Linked DNA regions of Homo sapiens: region 1 is linked to region 2. The links are chromatin loops, found by intact Hi-C in ENCODE. Cell type or tissue: gastrocnemius medialis. All regions are shown on one strand.

Region 1 (8,000 bases), 340 kb after region 2:
TAAACATAAATGGGCCCTTGCAATAACTTTGACACTTTATAGGGAGTGAAAAGTACTGGACTAGAAACTTGAAAGATCTAAGGCTCATGTTTTAACTGCATTGCTAAGTTGACTTGTAAATTTGCTCCTTCAATTTCCATCTCTCAAATGGAAACTAAATTATTACATTTCCTATTCCATCCCAAGACTGTCTCACCCCATCAAGTCCCTTTTATATCTTGGATGGATAAATAGGATATTTGGCTTGTGATGCTCTATTTGGTATAAAAACACTTATTTTCTTGACACTGCATTATCATAGTTCCTAGATCCCAATTAATGGACCAAATGTGTGCTTTGCTGGTATTTCAGAGAGTCATACAGTATTCCTCAAAGTGTTCAGGACTTAGCATTCTCTGATTTTTTAATAGTTTCTCTATTGCAAACGACAAATTTGCCATCTGTTTCACCCATGTATTCATTCTTGAGATAATTTCTCTCCCTCTCCCCAAGCACACCATCTCCCCTGAATGCTTTACCCAATGGAAGTCTGTAGACCAACAAAATGCAAAATAATCCCAAAAAATTGGGAAAGGGGACAGAAAACATGGCAAAAATACAGTAGGAGGCTGGGTGTGGTGGCTCTCACTTGTAATCCCAGCACTTTGGGAGGCCAAGGTGGGAGGATTGCTTGAGTCCATGAGTTCAAGACCATCCTAGGTAACAAGCAAGACCCTATCTCTAAAAATTTTTTTTAAAAAATTAGCCGGACATAGTGACACACACCTGTAGTCCCAGCTACTCAGGAGGCTGAGGTGGATGCTGCAGTGAGCTGTGATCATGCCTGGGTAACAGAGTAAGACCCTAATACATATATAAATACACACACACACACACACACACACACACACACACACACACACACACAGAGTGGGAAATCTCCCTTCTTTTAGCCTGGTAAGCTGGTAGCCTCTCTGGGGAGAGTACAGCTCTGTCTCCGCGAAGCCTGAAGACACACAAGAGATCTCTTAAGGTGTCCAGCCTGGCCAACACAGTGAAACCCCATCTCTAACAAAAACACAAAAATTAGCTGGGTGTGGTCACGGGCACCTGTAATCCCAGCTACTTGGGAGACTGAGGCACAAGAATCCCTTGAACCCAGGAGGCAGATGTTGTAGTGAGCTGAGATTGTGCCACTGCACTCCAGCCTGGTGACAAAGTGAGACTGTCTTAAAAAAAAAAACTCTCTTAAGGTGACAAAGGATGCATAAGTAACACTGGCTTTGTACAAGCACTGTCTTGGAGGAAAGCACACTAAACTACGGGGTCAGAAGCCCAGGTTCTGGTCCAAGGTCTACCAGACATCATTCCTCACAGCCTGTTTCCGCAGAGCCGATGGTGGCTATGAATGAAGGACCTCTGAGAAAAACAAAGCTCATCACGAATGCAAGCCTGGCCATCCTTGCTGGCCTGTGCCACACAGACACTCAAGTAGTTGTGCCACTGCAGGAAGACCGAGCTCTGTGAGTGCAGCCATGGGCAAGGCAGGAGGGGCCAAAGGATCCAGGCCCCAGAAAGGAAACATGTGCAGTGGCTGAAGGAATGGGTCCTGTGGCCAGACTGCCTGGTTTCCCATCCCAGTCCCACCCTGCTGCCCGTGTAATTCCTGTGGACAACTTAGTAAACATCTCTTGGCCTCAAGTCCTTCATCTGTGAAATGATGCTAATAATAATAGCACTTACCTTGTAGGACTGTGATGATGTTTAGGTAAGTATCCATGGAATGTTCTTGGCATGATTTCTGACTCTTACTAAATAATCATGTTAGCAATTATTCTTATCTGGAGTCAGACCACCTGTTTTGCATCCAGGCCGTTCCGCCTACTAGCTGCGTGATTTGGGACACGTCAAACCAAATCTCTCTCAACTTTTCTGTAAAATAAGATGAGCAATCCCTTTATTGCAGAGTTAGTTGTTTAGAGAATTCTGTGAGAATGTATATAAAAAGCACCTTGCAATCTCTCCCATGCTATTTCTCTTCCACAGCCAATTCTGCATAGGAGAACCTTAAAAAGCCAAATGCAGACAGGAAAAATCTGGGGGAGGGACAGAGGCAGGTGCAGGCAGTAACCCTTCGATCATGAACCTCTTGTCCGGCCAAGCACACAGGAATTTCATGTACAATTTGGCAGCTCCAGAGGCTCCCAGGTCCAGCTGGGTCTAGGCCCTACTGGATCTGCTAAGTAGCGAGCTGAAGCCCAGTGCCAATTCCTAGGGGCCTGGGAACTGAGGCCAAGCCGAGACTTGCCTGCCTCATTCCCCAAATGGCCAGAGGTGCCTGGACTGGGCAGTTAGTTCCCCTTAAGAAAATCTTCAGACCACCCAGGAAAGGTTTGGCGATATGGACCACATTGGCCCAGAGCTAGGAAGGCCCTGGACTGCACCTTCACAGGGCAACAAACTGACTGTTCAGTTCATCCCGCCTCACCCAGCCTCCTGACCTGGACTTTGAGCAGGCGCTTGCTCAGGCCCACTCTCCACGCAGTCATCTTGGGCCCTCTCCTCCCTGTGCCACACACATAATTGTGTCTGTAACCAACAGTGCACTAAAGACAAAATTAGGCAGGACAGCAACCACAAAGACCCCCTTCCTAAAACACCTGGGGATTGCTACTGGTTCCAGATTTAAAATAATCGGAAATGACCACTTCTCCCTGCCTTGGGGTTAAAAAGAAAAGAAGAAAGAAGGCCAGGTATGGTGGCTCACACCTGTAGTCCAAGCACTTTGGGAGGCTGAGGTGGGAGGACTGCTTGAGCCCAGGGTTTCAAAACCAATCTGGGTAACATGGCAAGACCCCGTCATTACAAAAAAAAAAAAAATTAGCCAGGCGTGGTGGCATGTGCTGTTAATCTGAGCTACTCGGGAGGATTGCTTGAGCCCAGGAGATCAAGTCTGCAGTGAGCCATGTTTATGCCACTACACTTTAGCCTGAAGCCTGGGTAACAGAGCAAGATCGTGTCTAAAATAAAATAAAATAAAATTAAATTAAATTAAAAAGTCCACCACCATTAGAGCCCTTAATCTTACCTCCCAGGTGTGAGGAGCACTAACCTACAGTAGACAGAGATTCAAAGGCAGTGGCCATGCTTACAGGTTGGCTTAGTCTTTTTATCCTGTTCTCATGTCCTTTCTAACCACAGGTGTCTGTTAGGAGCTCCTCCAGGGCAGTCCAGTCCCCCTGGGCTTAGATCCCAGCCTTGCTACTAACTGACTAGGTAGGTGCCTGACCCTCCTCTGGGTCTTTCAAGGTAGCAAGAGTCTCAGAAGCAGTTTTTCCTTCTGCTCTCAATACCCCACTGATACCTCCTCATTCACGGGTGACCTCAGGACCCAACTCACTGTTACCATCTCCATCTGCTTTTGCAACTTTACCAGCCACACAGATGAGCCATCCAAAACCCCAGCCACTCAGCTCTGAATCTACTTGGCTCCAGTGACTTTCCCCTTCACACCAATAGCAGCTGCCAACTGCCATGGTTATACCTGTCATCAGAGACTTCACCACCTCCCTAAGACTGCCAATGTCTCTTCTCTGGTCATAGCCTCTTTATTTCTATCCCTCTGATTCTAAAACTCCATAATTCTCTCATTTTCCAATCTGAGACACCTATTTTCTACCTCTCCTCTCCTCATCACTCTCCATAAAGACCTGAACACTTCTCTCCGAGGGAAAAATGCTACACCTGCCACGCGGTGCTGCACCCACCAGCACCTGTCCCCACAGACTCCCATTAGGGTGGAAGAAAGTCATGTTCCACCCTACGCTCGATCCCTGCAATGGTCACTGGGCCCTAGCCCTTTTAGCCTTCTCAAGGATTTCTTCCAGCGCATCTCCTTTTACTCTAGAATGGTCAATTTCTCCTTCTTTGGTGGATCACTCATATTGACGAATAAAGATGCCTAGTATCATCCATCTTTCTAAAAAAAGTTCTCTGGTGCCATTTCCCTCCCCTGCCACCACTCCATCTCTGTGCCCCTCACAGCAAAATCCTCCAGAGTTGCCTCCACTTGGCCTCCACTGACTCACCTCACATCCATTCTACACCCATTTCAATAGGGCTCCTGTCCTCAACACGCCTCCAAGTTTCTATCAGGGTCACAACTGACATGCAGCTTTTCAGAGGTAATGGGCAATTTTCCATCTCGCTGTTTCTCCGCAGCATCTGATATGCCTGACTACACCAGCCTGAAAGGTGTCCATTGAACTGGTCACTTGGGTGTCCTGCCACCTGGGCCATGTAGTCTCCTCCTTCTCCAGTGGAGAAAATGGGCCCTACACCTTGCAGGGCCCCAGAACAATGGTCTCAGCCAGCCCCTTTGCTATCCACACTCTGCCGCTAGATCTTAACTTTCCATCCCAAGAGAACGAGGATATATATATATATGTATACATATATACATACACACACACACACACACACACACACACACACATATATATCATACATATAATTTATTTGAGACAAGGTCTCTGTCACCCAGGCTGGAGTGCAGTGACACAATCAGAGCTCACCACAGCCTCCACCTCCCAGGCTCAATCCCTTGCACCTCTGCCTCCTGAGTAGCTGGGACTATAGGCATGCACCACCACGCCCAGCTAATTTTTGTATTTTATAGACACGGGGTTTGCCATGTTGCCGAAACTCCTGAGCTCAAGCAATCCACTCACCTCGGCTTCCCAAAGTGTTGGGATTATAGGCGTGAGCTACCTGCCAGGCCCATAAATATTTTTAATCCTTGAATCTCTCTTCCTGCAACAATTTGGCAGGACAAAGTAAGCGGTGGAAAGGAAAAAGGGAAGTAACATATTCTCAAGGTTAGAAAGTTTTGCAGTATCATGAAAATGCTGACAATCACGAGGATCATTTATAGCAAGCTGGCCACTCCTCCAGTTTGGGCTCCACCCAGTTTTACTATCTGAACAGTGGACAGAAATATCACTTGAAAGAATAATATTCACTCTGTAACAGGAATCAGGAATGCAGAAATGAAGAAAAACAGTCCCTAAAGTTTTCAGTCATAAATCTGATGGCAGGAAGCACAAACAACAAACTTGTCTTGTTTTACTGCTTAAAACATAATAAGCCAGTAAACATAAGTTTCACTTATAGTCATGTTGTGGGACAGATTTATCATCTGTACCGTGATAACTACACATTACACCTCATATCTTGAGCAGTGAGTTCAGTCTGACTGCACACACCAGAGGAAAGGTGACATTTATGAACTAGAATGGCTGATTACCAGCAAAGCCCATACATACCCAACTATCTCCCACTTGGCTGAACATAATCTTGTTAGGGCTGAAATGTGGCCCTAAGGGATCCATTGCTACAATGCTGCAGTGCAGAGAGGGAGTTGGGGTACAATTATGCTCACCATCATTTAAACAGATTTATTGAAGTGTGAGCAACTTGCATGTGTAATTAACCACCAGTTAGGGTCATTTTTAAAGAAAAAAAATACATCAATTTTCATTGCATCCAAGGGAACAGCTTATGAACCTACAACTAAGAAATTATAACCATCTAATTTCTAAAACACAGCTTTCATAGAAAAATAATGGTTCTCAACCTTGGTGGGTTTAAGAATGATCAAGTGAGTTGGTTAAAAATGTAGTCTTGGCCTCACCCTCAGCTTCTGATTGAGTAGGCTTAGGGTAAAATCCATACATTTTTAATCACTGGCCTTGGCACTTCTGATGTACTACTGTGTGCTTCATGAGAAATCCTGTTATAGAAATTTTCATTTCCTCAGAACAAGAAAAAAAGTGGAAAGTAAACACTGGCTATCAACCATATTAACAAATCATTTCCCAGACCCATTTAATAATCGAGTTTCTGAACTGAATATTCCTCATAAGAGATCATTTCTATGCTAATATGTTATTTGCTCTCATATTATAAGGTTTTAGTGACCTTAAATTCATAAAATCCTAAGTACTATCTCCTTGGGCTCAGTGAAGACTAAAAATATTATGCTGGATAGTCAACTGTAGCTTCTAGCAAATGTAAACAGTCTGTAGATAATCACCACAACATTGCAACTTAAAGAGGTGTCAAAGAAACTGATTTGCTCCTGGTGAAATGCAACCCATGATTTCAATTATAGCATCCTTTAGAAAGAAGTGTTTAGCGCATGTCTGCTTGCTGGACTTCCCTCAAGAATGGGAAAATATTTAGATCAACTCAAATATATATAAATTCCCCTAGTTATGGCATCATAAACTCAAGGCTATATCATAATAGTTTTCTTCACATTTACATTCAAATGTTCCAAATTAAGAAGACAGAATATTTTAGCATTTTGCTAAGTGTACAATTTTTACATTGGAAAAAAATCAAGAACACAACAACAACAAAAAACCCTACTAAGCCAGAGAATTAGAAAGACTACTATTATAGTTCTATCAAGTCTGGCCAAAAAAAAAAAAAAAAAAAAGGCTAGTTAAGTTTCTAAAAAAATCAACACAATTTATGTCAGCAAAAAGCAGAATAGAATATTGTAAATAGAAGTGCTAGTCTTTATTGGGTATCTCACATGCGCTAACCACAGTGTTCTATAAGTAACCCTCATTAGTCCTCAAACCCTGAGAGAGACACTCAATTACCCCACTTTATGCCACGGTCCACAAGAGCCAGGACCTGGAGGCTCCTCTTCCCAGGGTCCTCACATTCCCACCCTTCACTTGCTCCTCACTAAATTCAAAGCTCAAATTCAGCATCTGCAGCTAAACATACTAAAAGTAGCCAGTGTATAATGATCAAATTGCTCTACATATTAAAAGCAAAGTGTCTATATTGTATGCTCTACCAAAATCTCATGTGCCCCATAAATACATATACCTACTATGTACCCACAAAAATTAAAAATTAAATTTTTCTTTTAAAAAAGCAAAATGTCTAGTGGTGTCAAGAATTATAGCATATATCTAAAAATACAATAAAATTCTCTGCTCTATGCATCTTATTAAAACTTAAAAAGAGATTCAGATGTCAATTTAAACTTTTTCACTTTAATACAATTCTAGTTCCTACTTGCTATACATATTAAAACCATTACTGAAAAACCAATTCTCCCATATTTTATGTCTACGCTGGAACCATAGAAAGCAAATGTGTATGTATCAAAAAATCTTTATAAATCTAACAGTGAGGTCACAAAGGACAAATTACTAACTAATAAAGAACTGGTGAAACTGTCGTTCTTTCTAAGAACAGGCTATTAATTATTGGTTCCTAAAATCCATTAAAGCTCTTTAAATGTTATATGGTAAATCTGCACAATGCATTCTTTCTAAAAATGCTCTATATACCCACAACCTATAATTTTTCAGTAATGTCATCTCACAGTTCACCTTTCTTGCTCACAAAAGCTAATTCAAGACATTCTGCACTACCCCAGGAACAATGCCCAACTGTCAGTAAACATTTACGTAAATTTGTTAATAGAGTTTAAGGCCTATCATATGCAAGGCTACAGATCAGTATAGTCAGCCTCCTGATCACAGTCCTAAATGCTATGTCACCCAACAGTGGCTTCCATTCACAGAGGTACCCTGGAGTACCTAGAGAGACAGCTACCTATTAAATAGACAAATGACACAGCAACCCTGCAGTTACCCATTCACCTGGTTATAGTATATCCTCCTGCCTAAAGATATTTAAGCTTTAAAAAGTGATTATCGATGAAGTGATAGTGGAATTCATATATTAAATTAATTTCTTTGAAAGTCACACAAGAATACTATTGTACTTTAGGAATGAATGAGCATTAGGAAATCAACAGTAGCTTATCTGCACTAATGCCAGATAACATTTAGTTGACCCATATTTCTCACACTCTCAAGGAGTCAACCAAACAGACAGCTACTATATGTCCTTAACCAAGTCTGAAAAGGCAAAAGGGCACATCTAAGCACTGCTGATTCAAATAACTCAGAGCTCAAATGCAGGGACAG
Region 2 (8,000 bases):
TGCAAAATAATATAATTGTGGAGAAACTGCTCAGGGGTACTCAAATTTGTAATTCACAGCAAGCAGCCAAAGGATTGATTATTAAGATGTATCATTATAAAAGTTCTAGAAATGCATTTGCTGGGTCTGAAAGGAGGATAGCAAATGTGTCCTTAAATTCTTTCTTTTCTCTCAATCCCTTCCTCTCTGCACCCATTCCCCTCTCCCTGTCAAAATGGCTGTCTAAGGGACAATTTTACTTGAGTGCATTGGAAATAAAGCTTGAAGCTCTGGTTGACTTTCTAAAGCTTGAGGAAATTCAAGGAAGGACAATAGTTTTGCAGCTTGTCTTTGGGTTTCCTGCAATTAAAAAATGCTGAGTAAATGTTTGTTCTATGAATGTAAGTGTAGGAATATCTGGAATTAATACTTTCAGATAGCGTCTGTTGAAACACAAGTAGGAGCAAAGTGCTAGAAGGCTAAATATGGTCAGGGTTTCTGCAGAGGCATTGTCTCAGAAGTTTTAATAAGCTGTTGAAACACAGTTAAGCAAGAGCAAAGTGCTGGAAGGCTAAATGTGGACAGGGTTTCTGCAGAGGCATTGTCTCAGAAGTTTTAATAAGCTAAAGAAATCTGGTCTTGAGTGGCTAGCCCCCACCTAGAGCTCACTGCTCAGTAGATGTGAACATGGATGGTGGTGGTACACGCATTGGGTGATTGATTGTGCAAGATGAAAAATAGAGGTGGATTTCTTTTTTTCTTTTTTTTCTTTTCTTTTCTTTTCTTTTTTTTTTTTTTTTTTTGAGACAGAGTCTCACTCTGTTGCCCAGGCTGGAGTACAGTGGTGCAATCTCGGCTCACTGCAACCTCCGCCTCCTGGGTTCAAATGATTCTCCTGCCTCAGCCTCCCAAGTAGCTGGGATTACAGGCGCCCACCACCAAGTCCAGCTAATTTTTATATTTTTAGCAGAGACAGGGTTTCACAATGTTGGCCAGGCTGGTCTTGAACTCCTGACCTCAAGTGATCTACCTGCCTTGGCCTCCCAAAGTGCTAGGATTACAGGCATGAGCCACTGTGCTCGGCCCAGAGGTAGATTTCTGTTCAGTGTTTCTATGGATCTCACATGCCTTTTTAGACATCTCTTTCTGATGGATTTCAGTGTTTCCTCAATGGAAATGTTTGAGAATTCTGTAACACTTCCTCCTGGTTTACACAATGATTGGACGATAGAAGTCTATAAAACTTGTTCCTCCCTTCCTTCCCCACCACCAGATCACTTTAGACACAAGATATTATCTTTATAAAGCTTATCATTGTGAATGTTCTTGCAGAGAGTATCAACCTCCATCTCCCCCACCCATTCTGACAACCAGCCTATTGGTTTCTGCAGTTAAGAAAAAATTCTTTTTTTTTAGAGACAGAATCTGGCTCTATCGCCCAGGCTGCAGTGCAGTTGCACAGTCTCGGCTCACTGCAACCTCCACCTTTCGTGTTCGAGCGATTCTCCTGCTTCAGCCTCCCGAGTGGCTGGGATTACAGGCATGCACCACCATGCCGAGCTAATTTTTTTGTGTTTTAGTAGAGACAGGGTTTCTACTGTTGCCCAGGCTGGTCTTGAACTCCAGAGCTCAAGCGATCTTCCCGCCTCACCCTCCCAAAGTTCTGGGATTACAGGCATGAGCAACCACACGCCTGGCCAGAAAAAACCTCATTTTGTTACATTTTAGTAAACACGAGCCACATCCCAGCCAGTTACGGTTAGAGGGCACTGGTCCAATATTTGACCTTGGTTTGCAGGTCTACACTGTCTCCTTTCCTCATCAATCCCTGGTGGAAACTGAGACACCAGTGCAGGCCAGAGTGTCTCTAAAGAAACTTGAGAATTCTAAGACCTTAGGAAGAGGACCTTGTGTCAGAATGAGGGGGACTTTCTGCTGGGCCTCCCTTGCATGCCCTCTGTCTGGGGCCTTGGGTCTGCTCTGAGGATTCTTGTAGCCAAACATAGATTTTGCAGGCTATGTTAGCTAATCCCCAAGCATCCTTTGGGACGTTGTTGCAGCTGCACTTGGAGGCTTGTTATCTGGCTTGCCTCTGCAAGGGATGCTGCTTAGCTGACTTTGTCCCTCTTTAGCCTGAGTCATGGCTAATTGGTCAGCTGCCTTAGGTATCTCAGAGCCTGCGAATTGGCTCCCTCAGCAGCCACGTGGCCTGTGACCTGCAGCATGTCTGACTGAAGGTCTAACTATCCTAATTTGTCCCCCAGCACCTCTCGGTCTCCAAGGGATTGCCTGCCAGAAGCTGCTTTTAGCAGTTTAGAAAAGATAATTTCAGAATCTGCTTCCCTTACTCCCCCTCACCGAACCTTTCCCCACCGTTTCCTAAACCAGTTCCTAGGTGGAGCTAAAATTAAAAAAGAGTTATTAATATCAACTCCTTAAAATGAAAAATAAGATGTAAGAAACTACTTCTGGATAAAATAGAGTTTTACTCTTAAGCTAGGTAACGTATAAAAATTGAGGAAATCAGATAAGTAAAAAGAATAGAATAAAAATTACCTGCATTCTCACCACCCAGAAATAAGTATTGTTAGCATTTTAGTGATAATTTTTAGGGTTTTTTTTTTCTCTGCTTATTTGTATCTGCATGTATATGTGTGTGCATGTGTGTGTTCAGTTATATTTTTGTTTTGCAAAAATAAGATGCATTGTTTTATACTCTGCTTTTTTTTTCACTGAATGGAAATTTTTGCATAAATATTTTGCTATGTTTTTGAATACCCTGCCACACATCATTTTAATGGCCACATCTGAAAGTGGCTGCACTATGGGTTAATTTCACTAGTCTCTGATTTTCAGACATTTGTTTCCAGTTTTTTGTTGCTATTCATATACACAGCTCTACCATGAACTCCGTGGCAACAGAATCTTTGCACATATCTCTGATTGTTTCTTTAGAATAAACCCCCACAAGGGAGAACTGTAGGGCCACATGGTATGTACATTCTTAAGACTCCTCCCGCCTGTCCTTCCAGAACCGTTGAATTAATTGGCCCTCAAGCTGGCAGTAGTTGTAGAGTATGTCCATTCCCCCAAGCTTTTGCCATTATTCCAAATATGAATCTTGTACCAATCTTTCAACAGATGAAAAGTGGTCACTCATTTTGGGATTATTTGATTGCTAGTGGTGTCAAACGTTTCTTTTCTCATACGTGTTTTGGCCATTGATGTATCAACTCCCTTGTGAACTGCCTTTCCTTTGCCAAACTTCTAATGCACAACAAAAGCTCAGCTTTAATTAAGCTTGTTCAGAATCTTAAGCCCTATAAAGCTTTTTATAAAACAGAGGACTCCAAAGCACAGGGGTTTTTCTTAACACCATTTATCTCCTCTAAGCGAGGATGCAAGAAGGATTCAAGAACTGAAGGCTAGTAGACAACTCCCCAGCCAACATCCGACATGCCCTTCAGCCAGTAGAGGTAGCTGTTGCATCAACTAGCTCCCCAGCCTTGTCTGTGAGTTCAGCCTTTAAGACAGAAAATAAATCAGTGCATGCAGTATTTTTAACAATATTTATTTTTAAAAAAACTCACGATTTTGTGGTTTTTTTAAAAAAACTGCTTATTTTGTGCCCTCTTATGTTTGAATGTAAAGCTCTCTGTGAATATTAGTAAGAGCCACTATATGAAATTTATTATTAATCATCTATTTTTAGGCATGAAGCTTTGCTGTATTATGTTTTAGCAGCAGAAACTGGAATTGAAGTGTCACAGACAAATTTAGCACACATCTGTGAGGAGAGGCCAGTAAGTAAATGTATTCTTCTCAGAGTAGAAGCTCTGAGGTTAAGGATAATGAATTGGGTTTTATGGAGGCAACGTTGGTCACTTGGCCGAAATATTAATGAATTAACTTTTTCTTCCCTTTACCCCTTAGGACCTGGCCAGGAGATACTTGGGTGTTAACTGTGTTTGGAGATACTATAATTTCTCTGTTTTTCAAATCGATGCTCCTTCCTTTGGTATGTATAGAAAAACGGTGCAAAATTGAAGCATTAGGTGTTTTTAATCTTTAGTAACAGGGAACATCTGACAGCTTTGTGTGAAGTGAGGTATTTCTAAATAATTAGAAAAGAAAGTGAAAAATCTCTGCTATTAAGATCGCTAAACTCTGCTCTCAGCCTCACACAATGCACTACTCCTCACCCATTGTCCCGTGGAGTGCTTGGACCCAACATTTCTTATTTTTTGATTTTTATTTTTGGAGACAGTCTCACTCTGTTCCCCGGGCTGGAGTGCAGTGGAATGATCTGGGCTCAGTGCAACCTCCACCTCCCAGGTTCAGGTGATTCTCCTGCCCGAGTAGCTGGGATTTCAGGTGCCCACGACCACGCCCAGCTAATTTTTGTATTTTTTAAGTAGACATAGGGTTTCACCATGTTGGCCAGGCTGGTCTCAAACTCCTGACCTCAGGTGATCCACCTGCCTTGGCCTCCCAAAGTGCTGGGGTTACAGGCGTGAGCCACTGCACCTGGCCCCCAACATTTCTTCTGAGTCAATGAAAATGTAAAAGAGAACGCTATTATGGAGCAATTCTCTGGGCCAGTCATTTGTGCGGATTCCTCTACGCTGCTCTGCATGGTGGGGGACTGGCCTCCAGGAACTACAGTTCCTGGACTCCTCTACCCACCGGCTTCTGATTCCTTTCAGGCAATAAGAGGCACTGGCAGAAGATTGCAGGATGGGAGAAGAAGTCCAAGTACTTCTACCTTTGTCTCTCTGCTTTGGACTGTGTCTCTGGCAGTGGCTACATTTCCATGGTTCCAGCCCCTGCCTGGCAGCTCCACCCTCTTTGATCTCAGCACCAGGCTCTGGGTCTCTGGTAACATCACAGGCACCCTCTGGTCCCCAAGTCCTGGGGATGATAGTAGCCTTCTCACTGCTGATCTCTGGGCTGCCTATTGTTTTCCATTTGCCTTTTCAGCTCTCCCAACATCCTAGTAACTACTTCCCCATGATGAAATTCCTCTTTTGAACCACTTGAAACGGGTTCTGTTTTCCTTATTGGACATTGACTAATACATACACCCTTTTTTTTTTTTTTTTTGAGATGGAGTCTTGCTGTGTCGCCTAGGCTGGAGTGCAATGGTGCTATCTCGGCTCACTGCAACCTCTGCCTCCCAGGTTCAAGCGATTCTCCTGCCTCAGCCTCCTGAGTAGATGTGATTACAGGAACGCACCACCATTCCTGGCTAATTTCTGTATTTTTTAGTAGAGGTGGGATTTCACCATGTTAGCCAGGCTGGTCTTGAACTCCTGACCTGCAGTGATCTGCACACCTTAGCCTCCAAAAGTGCTGGAATTACAGGTGTGAGCTACGGCACTCAGCCGATACATATACTCTTAAACACAAGTTTTTCTTCAGAGGAAAAATAAAATACATGGCTAAAGCAAAGAGTTACCAAAAACAGACATCAAAGATGAACAGCAAAATTTCAGATGTGAAGTAAAACACCCAAAACAACCTTGGCTGATTTGGGCAGCAAGGTTGTAGACTGAGATTTAGCTATTCAGGAGAGCTACCTGGCCAAATAAGAAACTGTCTAGAGTCCAGGCACGGTGGCTCACACCTGTAATCCCAGCACCTTGGGAGGCTGAGGTGGGAGGATTGCTTGAGTCCAGGAGTTCGAGAGCAGCCAGGACAACATGGTGAAACCCCGTCTCTATAAAAAATACAAAAATTAGCCGGGCGTGGTGGCACACTCCTGTAATCCCAGCTACATGGGAGGCTGAGGTGGAAGGATCACTTGAGCCCAGGAAGTCAAGGCTGCAGTGAGCCCTGATCTCACCGCTGTATTCCAGCCTAGGCAGCGGAGACCCTATCGCAAAAAATTTAGAAAAAAAAGAAAAAAAATATGTCTAGAAATAGGGATGCTCTGGGCAAAAAGCCTTTTTGCTTGTTTCTCTCTTGACACATCAGGGAAACATAAAGATGTTCTGTATTCAGATACTAATAGGAAAAACTTGCATTCATGTGAATGCGCCAATAATTTAAAATGTTGGTATAAAAAAAACCACTTGACAAATGGATCTGTGCTTTATTTCCTGCAGCATATTTGAAGATGGGAGACCTTTACTACTATGGCCACCAAAACCAGTCACAAGACCTGGAGTTGTCTGTGCAGATGTACGCCCAAGCCGCCCTGGATGGAGACTCCCAGGTAAACAGCAACCGCAACAAAAACCAGCTCTTGGCCGGGCACGGTGGCTCATGCCTGTAATCCCAGCCCTTTGGGAGGCCGACGGGGGCGGGTCACTTGAGGTCAGGAATTCGGGACCAGCCTGAGCAACATGGCGAAACCCCATCTCTACAAAAATACAAAAATTAGCTGGGTGTGGTGGTGCTCGCCTGTAGTCCCAGCTACTTGGGAGACTGAAGCAGGAGGATTGCTTGAGTCTGTCAAGTCAAGGCTGCAGCAAGCCGTGATCACACCATTGCACTCCAGCCTGGGTGACAGAGCAAGACCCTGTCTCAGAAAAAAACTCAGCTCTTGGTGACATCCATTTGTGAATTTGCAAAACCAGAATTCTTCCTAACCGTCCTTTCAGTGTGTATACACTACACAGTTTACAAAGCCATTGTTCATCCATTTTCACATGCCCCTCAAACAACTCTATGAGGACACTAACAATAAGGGTGAGCCTTTATTAAACACCTACTGTGTCCCCCACGCCATTCTCACATAATCCTGTGGGGGTGCGGATTATTATACCCTATTTATAATCAAAGATAATGAACTGTTCAAGACCAAATAATCAAATGGTAAGCAAAATGCCCAGCTCCTAAACCTGGATCTTTGGCTCCAAACAGAAGGGTGTTTCTACCAAATTACATCAAACTCACTCACCAGGTAGAAACTCAAGAAATTAGCAGTGCATCCACAGTAGGAAGTGTTTTGCTTGTACTGTTGGGCTTTGCTTAAGCGACAGAGTTTTTCCCTCAGTGATTTTTTTTGGAAACTTCTTATTTGAAAATAATGTTAGATTTGTAGAAAAGTTGCAAAAAGAGGTGAGAGTTTCTGTATACCCTTCATTCAGCTTCCCCTAATGTTCACATCTGACATAACTGCAATGCCATTGTCAAACTAAGATATTAATGTTGGGACAGTATTATTAACTACACTTCAGACTTCATGTAGATTTCACCAGTTTTTCCACTAATATCCTTCTTCTGTTCCAGGATTCAATCCAGGATCCCACATTAGATTGAGTTGTATATTTCTTTCCAATCTTCTCCAATCTATGACAGTTCCTCAGTCTTTTCTCATCTTCATGACTCTTGATACTTGAAGAATGCTTGTTAGGTACCTTGTAGAATGTCTGTTGATTTGGGTCTGTCTTCTGTTTTCTCTTGAATAGATTGAGGTTATACATTTTGGGCAAGAATTTTGCCTATTACGATTATTACCATGCTGTTCTAACGATGATTCTCAATTTCCCTTATTCCTTCTACATTTGCTACTTGGAATCCTCTTTTGAGAACCTCAGAATCATTTTCATGATGGAGGTTTGGATAGTTGTTACCCTCTGCTGCAACGTATTTCTGGTGTTGTGCTTTACAGTCTGACCACTGAGCAAAAACTGGAAACTTATCCCTGTATCAATCTTTGGTGGGATTTTTTTGTTGTTGCTGTTTTGTGGGGTTTTTTGAGACAGGGTTTCACTCTGTAACCCAGGCTGAAATGCAGTGGCACACTCAGCTCACTGCAGCCTTGGTCCCCCAGGCTCAAGCGATCCTCCTACCTCAGCCTCCTAAGTAGCTGGAAATACAAGTGCATGTCCGGCTAATTTTTGTAGTTTTTGTAGAGATGGGGTTTTGCCATGTTGCCCAGGCTGGGCTTGAATTCCTGGGCTCAAGTGATCTGCCCACCTTGGCCTCCCAAGGTGCTGGGATTACAGGCATGAGTCACTGTGTCCAGCCAATCTTTTCTATTTTTATTTTATTTTTTTAATGGAGGTACAACA

What was found. Hi-C counts contacts between places; a loop is a spot of excess contacts. Peaks named below come from ENCODE experiments on the same cell type or tissue, not always from the same donor. Only the 100,000 strongest peaks of a DNase experiment are listed, where the experiment ranks them.
Region 1: it touches region 2 in a loop (8-fold over the local background); 8 of 110 quality-filtered maps call a loop at or near these places.

What each region holds. Positions count from the first base shown.
Region 1 is chr4:25,419,228-25,427,227 of GRCh38, reverse strand. LOC105374536 (a long non-coding RNA gene) reads right to left here and starts at 2,763. Exons shown (of 4, transcript XR_925494.3): 1 at 1,723-2,763. In gastrocnemius medialis, no CTCF peak of the experiment used is centred here; no DNase peak of the experiment used is centred here.
Region 2 is chr4:25,763,522-25,771,521 of GRCh38, reverse strand. SEL1L3 (SEL1L family member 3) reads left to right here. Exons shown (of 24, transcript NM_015187.5): 18 at 3,692-3,782; 19 at 3,913-3,997; 20 at 6,087-6,196. Among named protein-coding and RNA genes, the nearest start is that of SEL1L3, 95 kb to the left of the region's middle. In gastrocnemius medialis, a CTCF peak has its summit at 3,451 (motif pointing right); no DNase peak of the experiment used is centred here.